2 separate regions of the Homo sapiens genome follow, and region 1 is linked to region 2. A link is a loop called in an ENCODE intact Hi-C map of the cell type or tissue named here. Cell type or tissue: natural killer cell. All regions are shown on one strand.

Region 1 (8,000 bases), 93 kb after region 2:
AAAAATACATGTACAACATGGATGGAACTGGAGGTCATTATGCTAAGTGAAATAAGCCAGGCACAGAAAGACAAACGCTGCATCTTCTCTGTTCCCACTTATTTGTACAATCTAAACAGTTGAACTCATGGAGATAGAGAGTAGAAAGATGGTTACCAGAGGCCCAGAAGGGGGTTGTGCGGGGGAGGGGGGGAGGTAGGAATGGTTAATGGGCACATACGTAAAAAAATAGAAGGAATGAATAAGACCTAGTATTTGATAGCACAACAGGGTAAGCATAGTCAATAATTTAATTTTACATTGAAAAATAACTAAGAGTATAATTGGACTGTTTGTAACACAAAGGATAAATGCTTGAGGGGATGGATACACCATTTTCCATGAAGTGATTATTATACACTGCATGCCTGTATCAAAACATCTCATGTACCCCATAAATATATACACTTACTGTGTACCCACAAAAATTTAAAATAATTTTTTTAAAAAGGACAAAAAAATAACAGATGTTGGTAAGGATGCAGAGGAAAGTGAACGCTTATATACTTTTTGTTCTGTTTTATTTTGAGACAGAGTCTCGCTCTGTTGCCCAGGCTGGAGTGCAGTGCTACCATCACAGCTCACTGCAAGGTCAATCTCCCAGGCTCAAGCGATTCTCCTGCCTTGGCCTCCCAAGTAGCTGGGATTACAGGCACAAGCCACTATGCCCAGCTAATTTGTTGTATTTTTAGTAGAGACAAGGTTTCACCATGTTGCTGAGGCTGGTCTTGAACTCCTGGGCTCAAGAGATCCACCCATCTTGGCTTCCGAAAGTGCTGGGATTACAGGTGTGAGCCACCGCACCCAGCTCTTCTGTATTGTTGACGGGAATGCAAATCAATTAGTACAACCTGTATGGAAAACTATGGAGATTTCTTCGAGAACTAAAAATACGACTAACCTTTGATCCAGCAATCCCACTGCTGGGTATACACCCAAAGGAAATGAAATCATTATATCAAAAAGATACCTGCCCTTTTATGTTTATCACAGCTCTGTTCACAATATCAAACATATGGAATCGACTTAAGTGTCCATCAGTGGAGGACCGAATAAAGAAAATGTGTTATGTGTACACAATGAATACTACTCAGTCATAAAAAGATTGAGATCATGTCTTTTTCAGCAACATGTATAGAACCGGAGGCCATTATCTTAAGTGAAACAATTCAGACACAGACAAATACCACATGTTCTCACAAGTGGAAGCTAAATAATTTGTACAGAAGAAGCAGAGTGTGAAATGATGGACAATGAAGACTTGGAGGCATGGGGTGATAGATGATGGCAGGTTGCTTGGTGGGTACGAAGTGTGTTGCTCCACTGATGGATGCAATGAAGGCCTGACTTCACCACAATGCAGTATATTCATGTGACAAAACTGCACTTGTACTCCATGAGTATAAATATATATCTCTTCCTAATACTGGTATTTATCTGCCTACATAGAAAAATCTCCACTTAGAAAAGACCAACATAGAAAAACATGTTGTAAGCACCCCAAAAATAATTAATAAATGTATTCATTTTCAAAGACTGTATCCTATAGATTTTTGAGAGCGTAAATAAATGCCTTCTTAAATCTTGAATTTTTCTTCCCCTTAAAACAAGTACATCATGTAGTGAGAGTGAACAGTTATGTGTTTCAGATTTGAAAAGTAGAAATTTGAATGGAAACTGTTTCTTTTTTTTTCTGCATTTACTTCATGCATTTTATTTTTAGTTTTAGTTTTAGTTTTTCATAGAGACACCGTCTCACTATGTGGCCCAGGCTGGTCCTGAACTCCTGAACTCAAGCAATCCTTCTGCTTCGGCCTCCCAAAGTGCTGGAATTACAGGTGTGAGCCACCGTGTTCAGTCTACTTCATGTATTTTCAAAATAATCCTGAAAATGCATTCAGTAAAACCCCTCCACAAATTCATTATACTCAAATTCATAAGACATTCTCCTTGCCTAAACTGTCAGACTTAAACAGACAGGCGACAAGAAATAAACTCACAAGTTTTGGATTCTTTGCTTACAGATTGATCTAGATGTGTTTGAAATAGTTCTCAATCTAATAAATACCCAAACATACTGGCAATTTCCATATTATTGTATGTTACTACAATTTTTTCTGGCAAAAGGGAATCTCAAACTCATTATCTGTCAATGGCTAATTTCTGAAACAGATGATTTCTCAGCAATTAGGGAATGTTAAGCAAAATATTGTCAAAAATACTCCATTTTTATTTTTAAAACTAAAAATGCTTAAAATTCTAAGAGCAGAATAATTAAAACATTATTCTTGACATTATTTAAATGACTTTAGATACTCTTGCATTGTATGATCCTTTCATTTCCAAGCTTTAATTTTATTACTTAGTGATAATAGATATTCATATTTTAAAATAAAAATACAGTTTTAGGGCCGGGCACGGTGGCTCAGGCCTGTAGTCCCAGCACTTTGGGAAGCCGAGGTGGACGGATCACCTGAGGTCAGGAGTTTGAGACCAGCCTGGCCAACATGGTGAAACTCTGTCTCTACTAAAAATACAAAAATTAGCCAGACGTGGTGGCACATGCCTGTAATCCCAGCTACGCAGGAGGCTGAGGCAGGAAAACTGCTTGAACCTGGGAGGCGGAGGTTGCAGTGAGCCAAGATCGTGCCACTGCACTCCAGCCTGAGAGACAGAGGAAGACTCCGTCTGAAAAAAAAAAAAAAATTTAAAATATAAACTTTAACTTTGAAATTCTTAACTGAATTTCAGCACCTTTTAATTGCATAAATTCTACATGACTAAAGATTTCAATATTTTTTAATACAGGTTGAGTATCTTTTATCCAAAATGCTTGGGACCAACCAGAAGTGTTTCAGATTTCAGATTTTTTTTTTTTTGGATTTTGGAATATTTATATATACATAATGAGATATCTTAGGGATGAGACCCAAGTCTAAACACAAAATTGATTGTTTCATATACACCTTATAAACATAGCCTAAAGGTAATTTTATATAATAATTTTAATAATTTTATGCATTAAACAAAGTTTTGTCTGGACCTACAACTTGAGGTCTGGTGTGGAATTTTCCACTTTTGGTGTCATGTTAGCACTCAAAAAGTTTCGGAGTTGAAGCATTTCTGATTTCAGATTTTCAGATTAGGGATGTTCAATTTGTACCATTGTTATATTAATGAGTTGCCAATAAGATCAGTATTTGGGTTTGACCTATGGGATAGATGCTTGGGTGTGTCAGAAGACTTCTATATATGTAATTATTTACCAAAAGGCCAATAATGATGTTGAGATTTGACATGCCTGCCCATTAAGAGACAGCATTTGTGGGCCATAAAGAAGTCTAAAAGGCAATCTTGTATCATAAATAAGAGATGGACTTTTGAATGAGAGATCCTAGACTTAACACCTGCTTCTCCCACTTACTAGCTGTACAATGTTTGGTGAATTACTTAATCTCTTGGTTTCTGAGTTTCCTCGTCAGTAAAAAGGAGATTTTAAAAGTCCGTTGTTGCCTAGGACTGCTGTGAAGATTAACTTAGATAATGGATTGTACAGGGTACATTTAATCATCAGTCAGTGAATATTAATATTACACAAGTTATAGCATTCAACAACTAAAAAGTCCTTATCTGAAAATATTGGCATCTCTAAGTTCTAAACTGGGTAGAAATCCTAGATGTAAAATAAAAGGGAGTTTAATACAGAGTAACAGTAAGATAAATATTCATGAGAAGATTCATTCTAAATAGCTGACTGCTATTGATTTGGCTCTTGGCCCTCCCATATGCCCCCCCAAAATATCTTTAAAACTTAATATTGGTTGGGTTACCCTATAATAAAGTTTCCTTAAAGACTATCAAGAGGGCATACCTTATGTCATATCAAGTCCTATTATGGACACTTCTCTTTGCAGAGAATTAACTAAATACACGATCAGAGACAAAATGATTGAGGAAAAAACCCATCTATCACGGTAGAGTCTCCTGTATTATTTCCTGGCATTATATATATAGCTGCTATTGTCATCCTATTAGAATTATAAAACCTTTACTTTCCCAAATCTTACCTCTCTGACACCCAGCTCAGGATCACCTTTGTTTTAAAAAGAACAAAGGGTTCTCTCAGTCACTGAATGAGAATTTATTCCGTGAAAATACAGATAGTGCCACGCCCGGCCTTTCTGCCAGGCAGTGATGCCTGATACCAGAGCTTCTCACACTGTGGATATATTTGAACATATGAAACACCTGGGAATCTTGTTGAAATGCACATTCTGATTCAGTGGGTCTGGGGTGGGGCCTGCCTGAGATTCTGCATCTCTGGCAAGCTCTGCAGTGATGCTGCTGGTTCACATACACAGATCACACGTAGAAGTAGTGAGGATTGTGACAACCAGGTTGCTATATATAGTGTATGTGAGTGTGTGCGTACACATGCACTTATGTTAGAAGGCTAAAAATATTTCAGAAAATTTTAGAAGGGGAAAGCATTTTACTGCACTGTCCTAGAAACCTTATTTCAAAATGAACATTTCATTCTTTCAAAATTTGCTTTTTCAAATTAGCAAAGACAATCCTTCGTCTCTCAAAAGGAGGATGCCAAACCTATGTGACCCCTCCGTGAGTATAAACACTGGTCTATTGAAGAGCAGGAATGACACAGTAGTTGACGAACCACTTCTTTTTGATGTGCCTTTGGGTATGGTTTTGAAAATAAGAAATTCACATTTTAATGATGATCAGGCAGCACAACCTGTGTCAGCTTGTAAGTAGGAAACCAGAACCCTGACAGAGATGAAGAAACAATTATAACCAAAATGTACATTATGAAAACTTTCTGGTATCACTGTTAAGATTTAATAATAATAGTGAAAAGGGAATTATAATTACAGTAAAATTGTGGTACACATACCATTCTGCAGAAAGTAGGTAGCTTCCATAACTTATGAGACCTTATACATAATTTAATTTTTTGCTCAAAATATTAATCTTCAAAATACAATGACAGCAATTACTACCTACTTATCTCTTTTGAGTGATTTAAACTTTAATAGTGTGATAATTTAAATGCTACTTATAGATGGTGGGCTAAAACTTAATTGATAATTAATAGTGGAGGATTAAAAATTGCCACAGTTACAGATGATGAGAAATGTACTTATTGACATAAAATCCAACAAGGGTGATCAGCTGAAAATGCCATGTAAAAAAAATTATAGCCAATAAATGCTCCTTTCAGATTCATAAGCTGTTGACACATTTTACCCTTTATGTAAATCCCATTCTTAAAACAGTTTTCTTCTTGGCACCCTGAAATTGAAGCTTTTGAAACCTTATGCTCCAACATATATAGAGAAATGAAAAACTGTTATAATTTTTAAAATTTTAAGAGTGGTTTTGCAGATTTAAACTAACAGATCTTCATTTAAAGTAGGATCCACAGAGCTCTCCAGTGTCATTCCTGAAATAACTAGAAGTGGAATAATGGGCTATTTCTTACTTTGTAGTTTCTAATGCAATGTAAGCAGCTTTACAAGGCTTAGCTGTCCCCACTGCCCTAACAGCATTCTTTACTTCATTTGCAAGGAAACAGGAAGTTTTTTTCTCCCCAATTTTATACCAAGGCACAGACTTTGTCTATTAAAATTACCAATTCCACTTTTATTTAGTAAAATTAAGAAATTTTAAAAGTACCAGGCTTTTTGTCCATCAATATTAATTTCTTTTCTTTTGTTTTCTTTTTCTGAGATAGTCTTACTCTGTCACCCAGGGTGGTGTGCAATGGCGCAATCATGGCTCACCACAGCCTTCACATTCTAGGCTCAAGTGATCCTCCCACCTCAGCCTCCCAAGTAGCTGGGACTATAGGTGTGTGACACCACACCCAGCTAATATTTTATTTTATTTATTATTTTATTTTTTGATACAGAGTCTCACTGTATCTCCCAGGCTGGAGTGCAGTGGTGCGCTATCAGCTCACTGCAGCCTCCGCCTCCCAGGTTCAGGTGATTCTCCTGCCTCAGCCTCCGAGCAGCTGGGATTACAGACATGCACCATCACACCTGACTAATTTTTGTATTTTTAGTAGAGGCAGGATTTCACCATATTGGCCAGGCTGGTCGTGAACTCCTGGCCTCATGTGATCCTCCTGCCTTGGCCTCCCAAAGAGCTGGGATTACAGGCATGAGCCTCCACACCTGGCCTATTTTTATTATTAATAGAGACAAGCTCTTGTGTGTTGCCCAGGCTGTGATATTAATTTCTTGATGTGAACATGTGATTGCCTCTCAGCAAAGTTATTTTTTGAGCTATTTCTGTCATCAGACCCAAACCGAATTTCTTACCAGCTGCTAACTTTTCTCTTACACCATCCCCACTGAGTTGAGAAGATGGCTTGGTGCTACATGAAAGGGAAGTGGCAGTGTAACCACCAAAACAGATAATCACAGGCTATAATGTCACACTAACTATGGATCCTATCTCTTATTTGTAATTAACTTGGAGAAGAAATGCTAGGTCAAAAATGTGCTAGAGGTCAAAACAGGGACTTTCCACAAAGAGAGATCTGAGTCCAACTTTTACTTTTTTGACAGTTATCAATCCTGTGACTGATTCTTGCAGCATTATTTGAGAATTAAATGAGCAATATATTTTAAGCACGTTAGGCACTTAATATATGCTTGCTACAATATATTGTACTATACAATCTACATAGCATATACTGCTATTATATACTAATATATAATTGCCCAATAAATATTTAGCAAATTTGGGGCATAACTAGTAATATATTTTTTAAACTTCTATGAACATTTAATTTTGAAGTACCTATTGACCACACTCACATAGACCAAAACTTTTACTTCTTAAAAGTTTTTCAATTATAAATTATTATGATTGTTTTTTAAGAATCAAATCATAATGGTCATGGCTTTAAAAATCTTCCTACATTTGGTCACATACTATTTATTACATATTATATAGTTATAGTTATACTAATACAGAAGGGATAGCCCTAGAGACTGAGAGCATAGGAAACTCCTAATCTATAGCAAAAAAAATTATTATTTACAATAGTCAGAAAAAAATAATTTTTCAATCTATCAAAGATACTTAAATAGGTTGTATTACAAATTGAATATTTTACAAAATCAAAGTTTAACAATTTGTATCACAAATATCAGAATTTATCTATGCGATTGAGCTTTTTTGGAACACTTATTTTTCCTCTAACACAATGCCATTCTTTCCAGACAGTAAGAGTCCCAAGTCGTCCTGGTTCATATATCCATATCTAGACCCCGAGACAGTTCAATATGCATGATACAATGGCTACATATTGCAGGTACATTTAAAATAATCAGAATTGCTAGAGAGCTTGGGGGCAGATCAACAACCTCCTCGTATCTAACATCTTCCTAAACCACAGGTTCTCATCACATCTCCTGGAGAGATTTATTAACCTCCCACCCCCACTTCCACAGATGTCAAGGCCTCAGCACTGGTGATTATAAAAGGTTCCCAGACAATTACAACACGGGAAGCACAGCTCATGTTGAGAACCACTGCCCTGAATAATGAGCGTTGCTACAAGGCAGTATAGGAATAATAAAGCACACAGGCATTTGAAAAAGACATTTTGCAAACTTCTCTCAGGAATAGTGCCTTAGTGGGCACATATCCAAATATGCCTGCTTTCCTTTCTTTAAATACCTATTCAAGAGACAAATAAAGGAATAGAAAATAAGAAGGGGAAGACAAGAAAACTGGAGGCTGCACCAGAGCCACCTTGAAAATGTAAAGGATTGGTGGTTGTTACAGAGCCTGCCACATTTAGTAGAATCTTAATATTCAGGAAGTTAAAATGTTTTCTGGAGTGAGAAGCTGTGTCAGGAAAAGAGGATTAGGTAACAAGTGACCTAGAATTAGGATGTGATTCTCCCTGAAGGATTGCTGCAGAG
Region 2 (8,000 bases):
TGAGCAAGGACCTGGGCTCAGAGCAGATATTTCCAAGTTTTAACAAAACAAAATCTCAGCGGGTTTTAATATAATCCAAATAGTAGGTGCTCAGAGATTTGGCACACAAAGCAGGTTAGTGGCTCTTTTCCTCTCACTTGTTCTAGTGGCCTACAACCCCATAATTCACTGAAATGAGCTCACGGTTTTCTGCTGAAACAGAAAGGTCTTCTTGCTATTTATTAAGAGTTTAGTGAAGGGGGAGTTAGTGTGGAATGAGTAGCATTTCAGTTGGAGAAGATGCAAAAGTTCTGGAAGTTGATGGAGTAATGGTTGCTCAACAATCTGAATAATATGTATATTTTACTGCAATTTAAAACAAGAGTTTGAGTTTGTGGGAGCTGGGGGGGGGGATACAGTTTCAGTACTATACATGGAAGAACTGTTTTTTTCTCACTAGATCTTTTCCTTTTGGTGCTCATAAAGAGTCCAGAATCTTAGAATATTGAAAGGTAAAATTTGAGACCTAAAAATAAGAAAAGTTCTAAATAATCCAAACGGGTAAATCTCTCTTAATTAAATAGTAGCGACAAGATTTTCCAACTGCAAAAACTGGAAAGAAATTTAACCTCCAAAATGCATGGGAAAAAAAAGTCATCCAGGCAAACATGTTGACTACATAAAGACCTAGATCTGCTTGTCTTGGAGACACTTGCACTGATTTTGGACCTGTTTTGAGTCAGCGGTTTACCTCTGAATGGCCATTGTCAGAGGAGCTCCAGAGTATTTGAAGAACAATATCCCATATTTTAAAATGTTAAAAAAAAAAAGTATTCAGAACATGAAAATTATCTCTATAAAGGGTTTGAAACTGTATGAAGAATTTGTGTTACTAATTAGCCTCATTAAAGAACTATGTCAAGATTAGAATATTATTTTTTCCAACACTTCAATCTCATATTTTAACTGCATCGATTATTGGATAATCCACAAAGGACTACTACAAATTATTGTGATGAATGAGCCCTTTCCAGGGAAAGGGATTATCATGCCAGCAGCACACCACTCCTGTTGACTGCAAATAGGAGACTGGATTATGGCTCCTTTGGGGCTCAAGAGGGAACACTGTATTCAATTACAATGTCCGCTATGAGGCTGAGGGGAATGGACATTTGGGCCTGGATTAAATTAAGACAGGTGATATTAACATCATCAGCATCAACACAACCAAGATAGAAGATGAAAATATGAATACCTCTGGGTGCTACACTAATAGGTCTTCTCTAGGAATCCTAAAAGTCAGGAGGACAGAGAGCATAGGTCTGATTATGTCTTTAAAGGAAATTAATCACTACAGATAGCTTGAGGTGGCATTTCAATAAATTATTCCTCCAAAAGGTAGAAAGGACTATGTTTGTTCTCAAGTACCTCAAATACAGCTGTATATAACTCAGAACACAACACAATTAGTCCTTGCAGGGAAAAGGCGTTTCTAGAAGAAAACACTGAGGCTGCTTTTTTGTGATCTGAGGCTTAAAGGTCGGAAGTCCAGTCTCCAGCCATAGTCTAGTCTCCTACTTGCATCCTACTGGCATGATTATTTCTTATTAAAAAAAAAATTGAGGGGGAAGTAGTAAAAGGTAGAAACTGTTGAAGTGTTCAGGGGTAGCATTCAGGGGAAATCACGTTTCATGCATTTACTACATTTATGTAGTTGTAGTCAGGCCTTTGTCAAAAAAGATAGGGGATTAATAAGGTTATTAAATAGCATAAAAGAGGGATATATTTCTCAACTAAAATAATTCAGACTTTAATAACGTGTAATTTTATTTTAAAGAAAAAAAGCCACAGCCGGGCACAGTGGCTCATGCCTATAATACTAGCACTTTGGGAGGCCGAGGCGGGCTGATTACCTGAGGTCAGGAGTTCAAGTCCAGCCTGGCCAACATGGTGAAACCCCGTCTCTACTAAAAATACAAAAATTAGCCGGGTGTAGTGGCACACACCTGTAATCCCAGCTACTCGGAAGGCTGAGGCACGAGAATTGTTTGAACCCGGGACACGGAGGTTGCAGTGAGCCGAGATCGCGCCACTGCACTCCAGCCTCGGCAACAGAGTAAGACTCTGTCTCAGGGAAAAAAAAAAAAAAAAAAAAATCACAAAACCCCAAGAGTAAAGAATACATGCTCACACTCTCAGATCAACCCCAGTTTGAGAACAAGTGCTCTGATTCAGAAACTCTATGAATCAAAGCAAATTAAAATATTCTCATATAATTTTAAAATTCCCAGAAATACCTCTTCAGATTTTGCAGGCATTGTCTGTAAATCCAGGGTGAAAACCACTTCTCTAGCCTATGACTTCATACCTAGTGGTACCAATACCTCCTGGGGCCTGGTTCATAAAATCTGTATTGTAAAATTCCTTTTAGATAAAGTTGCCATTCTATTTCAGCCAGTGCTTAACATAAATGCACTGAATGAATGAATGAATGAATCCACACTAATGCATTTTACCCTGAGACCGTTTTCATATGATCCGTGTGTGTAGGCGTTTGTGTGTCTGTTGGAGGGGGGGAGCGGTGCAGGCATGCACATGCACGCGGTAGTTATCTAGTTATTTTGGACTATCTTTGTACCTCTGCCCCTCTTAGGAAAGGTTTTCAGGAAAAATTTTCTTCTGTTGTTCTTCCCTTGTTTTTGACCTGGGAAGACAGTAGCTCAAACCAATTGTCATCTACTTATAAACAGCAGGTTTCTGGCTTCCAGTGGAAGGTGGCTGGGTTGCCGGCCCACACAAATCAGACAGTTCCCATTCTATCTGAATGGACACGGGGCGTGAACAAGGGGCACCTTACAGAAGACTGCTCATAGCTTATATTGCAGGTGGTTTGTAAGGAAAGTACAACACCAAACTCCCTTTTTAGGAGAAACAGGAGAGGGGACAATACATATTAGGTTGGTGCAAAAGTTAACTGCGGTTTTGCCATTGAAAACAATGGCAAAAATTGCAATTGATATCTTTTGAACTAAATATGTATAATTCTTAATTGCAGGTGAAAAAAAACCCAGAACCCCAGAGGTGACCAGGTTTGCCTTACCAGTTTGTACCTGTACAATCTGTACCAGTTTGCTAGCATTACTCATGGATGTACTCAGAGCTTATTGTCACCACTAGATCTCTTTCTGTGTAAATAAAGACATCTTCCTGGAAAACTGTGCCCACATTAACTCCTTGACTTTACTATTTCTGGTAACCTGTGCCACACTTACATTCAAGACCATTCAAGGGTTGAGGGAAAAATTATAGAAATCTACAAATACAGCCTGTATTTTCTATTACTTTCTGGAAGGTAAATTACATTCCCCTTCCCTAAGGCCAGTCTTGATGATTAAAATCAAACACCACCAGAGACCAACCCTCAGCATTTGTTAATGAGAACAGGAGGGTCCCCAAATGAAAAGCTTAATTCCTAATCTGAATCCTAACTCTACAGATGAAAGTATGCTCAGATATGGGACTTGGAAATAGCTGTGTTGCTCTTTTCTTCCCCCATGTTTTAATATTAGCTCAGCTCAGTGGGCCTTTTAAAGGGGTCTCTGTACATTTTATAAGTCCGTGGAGGTATATTTTTAGTAGAGCTCGAAAATCAGCATGTTCAGTATAAACTATCTACTCTTAATATGCACAATGTAAAATTATTTAAAAGGAAAGAGGGAGCGAACAATAAAAAGTAGAAGTCAGGCAAGAACTCAAATTCATTCATTGTAACTTTCTTGCAACCAACAAAATAGGACCTTCAAAATGTTTCTTTGCTCACTAAATAAATACTGTGGATATGTTGCTACAAAGAGAGGGAGAGGAAATGGAAGAAGATACTCACCTAGTTCGGGTGCTTTGCTTAGCACAAATGCATAAGCCCAGAATTTGCTGACAGGTCCATTGTAAAAACCCTGGTCACAAACTGACTGCTTCAGGCCTTTGGTCATCAAAATGTACACCATATAAGCACCAGTTCGAAGAGCACCGAATATACTTCATAATGAAAAGAGAAAAGAAACAGCATTTAGGAAAATAGTTTCACTTCTCACATCAACCATACTTAGAAGACTGGTTGGCCACTGGCAGGAAATAGGCATAAGAATCATATTATTTGTATTTCCTTGAAAGCATCTTAAAATGTTCTGTAAACAAGAGCTAATACAATGACTCAAGGGCTTTATTCTGAAACCATATATGATACCACTTCCTCTTCATCACTGTTCCAAAAAGAGGTCATGAAAAAGGGTAACAGATTCAGAGCAGGATCTCATGAAGAATGCTGGTGACCTTTGAGTTTCAGCTTGGGAACTATTCCTTGGAGAGCAGATGGGTGTGGCTGCAAACTCTTGGAATTATCTCAAATTTGCCCTGTGCCCAATCATTCTCCAAGTTCTACTGGCTCTATTTCCTGAAAACCTGTTTACCTCTTTAGGCAAACTTTTCCTCTACCTCTGGACTCGCCTTGCCAGCCCAGGCTTTTTGTGCCCTCCTTGGATTTCTCCAGCAGTCTCCAAATCACTTTCTACTGTCTGATCCATCTTTCTCAGAGATGTCAGAATGAGACTCCTTCAAAAGCTTAGCTCTGTCACCTCCTCCAGGAAGCCCACTCAGGCAGAGATAAGTGCTCACTCCCTGAGCTCCCTAGAACCAGTGTTGTGCTAATACCACCCCAACACTGTTCTTCAATGCCCCGCAATGTGTTTAATCTCCACATAGGCACAGGTGCTCAATAAAGACTGTTGAAAAAGTGAGATTGTTGAAAAAGTGAAGAAAAAATAAACAATTTCTTTAAATCAGAGAACTGGTAAGGAAATAGGAAGTTCTGGAACACATTAGGCTCAAGAAACACAACCTGCCATGGGAAAGCACTTGGCAATAGGAACAAGCAGCCACTATTACGAAGTGAGCCCCTTAAGTGTATGTCCCAGAGTGTGTGAACCATGCCCGGGACTGAAAGGAGAGCTGGCTGACCATGTGGGGAAGATGGACCTGCCTAGCCTTTTCTGCCCAAAAGGGCAGCATCTTACTCTAGAAGTCAGCTGAGAGATCAATGAATGAACAACTGTTGAATTGGGAAATGGAGCCTTCTTTTCTCCTCAGAGGCACTGTTTTTTACTTAAAATATCTTAGAGTTGCTCTAGAATAAATCATTCCACTAGGCTAACCTGTCCAGAAAGCACGCATCTGCCAACTAGAACTAAAGGTCAACTTTCTACAGTATCAAAATAATGAAGTTTAATTCCTGGCAATTGTCTATTAAGTTGGGTCTTTGTAAGTAGCTTCTCTAAAGGTATAAAGACTCCATCAAATGGTGTTACTCTTTCCACTGTATGAAATTGTCCTGCAGAGGATTACTGTCATTTTACAGATATAGATCCTGTTTAATCCTTCAGTGGTTTTTCTCTGCACTTGGAATAAAAACCTCAACTCCTTTATCAGGACCGACAAGGCCTCTCTGCACTGCCTCTCTCTCCCCATTCTCCACTCTCACCTCCTGCCATTCTCTTCTTGTTCACTGTGAGCCAATCACTCCAGAACTTTCAGACACTTTCAGTTTTCTGCCTCAGGACCTTTGCATTTCTCCCCTGTTCATAACAAAACTGGCTTTTTACTTTCTTATCTTAAGGAAATGTCTCCTCCCCGTGGAATGACCTAAGTCTTTATAGTCCATTATCTGTCCTAATTTGGGGATGAAGGGTTGATTTCATTAGTAGCATCAAGTAATAGAGATTTTTCTGTCTTATCTGAATTTTTTTTGTGTACTGTCTTTCCCTCACCAAATGATGGCTTTTTTTTTTTTTTTTTTTTTTTTTGAGACAGAATCTCGCTCTCTCAGCCAGGCTGGAGTACAGTGGCATGATCTCAGCTCACTGCAACCTCCGCCTCCTGGGTTCAAGTGACTCTCCTTCCTCAGCCTCCCAAGTAGCTGGGACTACAGGCATGCACCACCATGCCAGGCTAATTTTTTGTGTTTTTAGTAGAGATGGGGTTTCACTATGTTGGCCAGGCCGGTCTCAAACTCCTGACCTCGTGATCCACCTGCCTCGGCCTCCCAAAGTGCTGGGGTATAGCCCAAAACCCTTCCTCTTACTCTACTTGCTGTTAGACTATGTAATTCCCACATGATCAGAGTAGATCCAAAGAATGTATGCTTGAAATGGTTGCTATCCTTTCATCCTTTTGGGTCTCAAAAAATCATTGTAATTTATTCCCAATTTCTAAGGTATTCACACAAGTTCATTTATTCTTTCAGTGGTCAAATATTTATTGGCATGGTTTTAGATGATGGAGTGAAAAAAAATCATTAAGCTAACTCTGGCTAGTGAGTGGTAGTCCTAGAAGACTTCAGAGGAAGTGGTATTTGAATTAGGGGCAAATAGGTATTCACAAGTTTGAGGGCTAGGGTATGGGGAGGTCAGTTCAGAGCACTGTAGAGTTGAAGGTTTTGATATCATGGTGACCTATAATATTGCTGACAGCAAGTGTATAGCACATATTATTGTCCCATATCTGGACATGTGCCTCATTCCCTAAGCTCTGAACAATAAGGCTAACTCAGAACAGAGGACAGTAGCACTTTTCAGGGAAACCGTCAGTGCCAGCCATTGGGCCCATGTGTCTGTGGGCAAAGGCGCATTGTTGGGATGTGACAGTGCTACTGCTGGGGAGCACTGTGGGGGCCAATGGGATAATTGTTATTTGTGGGGAGCCACTAGCTCTGCCCCTCGCACATTTCATCCTCTGCACGCTTTGGAACCAGGTGGTTTTTATCACAACAGTGTCACATCGTGACACTTTAACAAAATACACTTTAAGGTGAAGAGGCTTTCCTTCCTCCCCAAGTTACATTAGCTTGAGAGGCAGCGTGATGCAGCAGGCAAATATGCTGCTGTTCTGCTACCCCTAGTCCTTACTTAGGCTCACAGCAGATGCTGCTAATCAATCTCAGCAGTCTTTCTGGCCATCCCTGGACCACACATTTAAGTTCTCGGCCACTCTATGCCACTGTCAATAGATTAGAGTTGCAAATCGAACCCTTTGTACAATAGGCTCCAATCACAGTCCAATCACTTATTACTAACAGTTTTATAATTAGCCAAGTTACTGAAGTATTTTTTCCTCTGAAATGAGAATAATATCTAACATGCAAATTCATCGTATGAATTTTTTGAAGCAATATAAGTAAGGTATTTAGCTAGCATCAAGCCTCTGATACACAGGTGCTCAACGAAACAGTTTTCATTATATTACTCTTCTTACTCTATCACTATTTGTATTACTATTATTGCTGATTTACTTCGGCTAACCCTCAATGTTGAAAATCACCTTCCTCGCTGATCTTATTTTGTCAGGTAAGAGAGGTTAAGGTTAATTAACCCTAATTCAAAGTTAAGGAAACTGATTTACAGCTAGTTCAATTTGCCACATTGATTGTTCACATTATTCCTATTGCTATGAGAATTTTTATTTATATAGATATTTTTCTTGGACAAGTGAGTCTCTAGGAGCCGAGGATGGCTGTCATTCTCGAAGTACTTCTCAGGTTTCCGGAGGCCTGCTCCTGGTGTGGCGACCCCAAGGAGGGACATCTCCTGCAGTGGGGTTGCTCTTTTGGAGCAGTCGAAGTTGGCCAGAGCGTGGGGTCAAGGAGGGACAGCCTAGGCAGTCCACACCTGGTGGGCTCAGTCCCCCAGTTCCTGATCCTGACTCTCATCTCCACAAAAGGTAACCATGCACCAACTTTCCACAAGTGACAACTAGCAAGTTTACGACAGGATGTGAAATGAGCACTTTCCATAGAAGGGCTTGAAGGAGAGGCTGTTGGTATAGAAAAGCTTCTGTTTCAAGTGAAATGTATCTTTCCTTCAGATGATATAGATTATTCTAAATCTAGAGCCTCAAAGAGGCTGAGGGTCTGGACCACTGTGTTGAATGAAGGCAGATGATTACTACGTCACATGCCTTTTCCCAGCTCTATG

Evidence for each region. Peaks named below come from ENCODE experiments on the same cell type or tissue, not always from the same donor. Only the 100,000 strongest peaks of a DNase experiment are listed, where the experiment ranks them.
Region 1: a loop joins it to region 2, with 3 times the contacts of the local background. A loop is called at or near these places in 4 of 110 quality-filtered maps.

The regions. Positions count from the first base shown.
Region 1 is chr4:110,148,313-110,156,312 of GRCh38, forward strand. All of the region lies in intron 1 of ELOVL6 (ELOVL fatty acid elongase 6), which reads right to left. Among named protein-coding and RNA genes, the nearest start is that of ELOVL6, 46 kb to the right of the region's middle. In natural killer cell, no CTCF peak of the experiment used is centred here; no DNase peak of the experiment used is centred here; H3K27ac peaks cover 850 bases.
Region 2 is chr4:110,055,741-110,063,740 of GRCh38, forward strand. ELOVL6 (ELOVL fatty acid elongase 6) reads right to left here. Exons shown (of 4, transcript NM_024090.3): 3 at 3,863-4,014. Among named protein-coding and RNA genes, the nearest start is that of ELOVL6, 140 kb to the right of the region's middle. RefSeq lists an enhancer at 72-131. In natural killer cell, no CTCF peak of the experiment used is centred here; a DNase peak (open chromatin) is centred at 4,131; H3K4me3 peaks cover 1,008 bases; H3K27ac peaks cover 3,841 bases.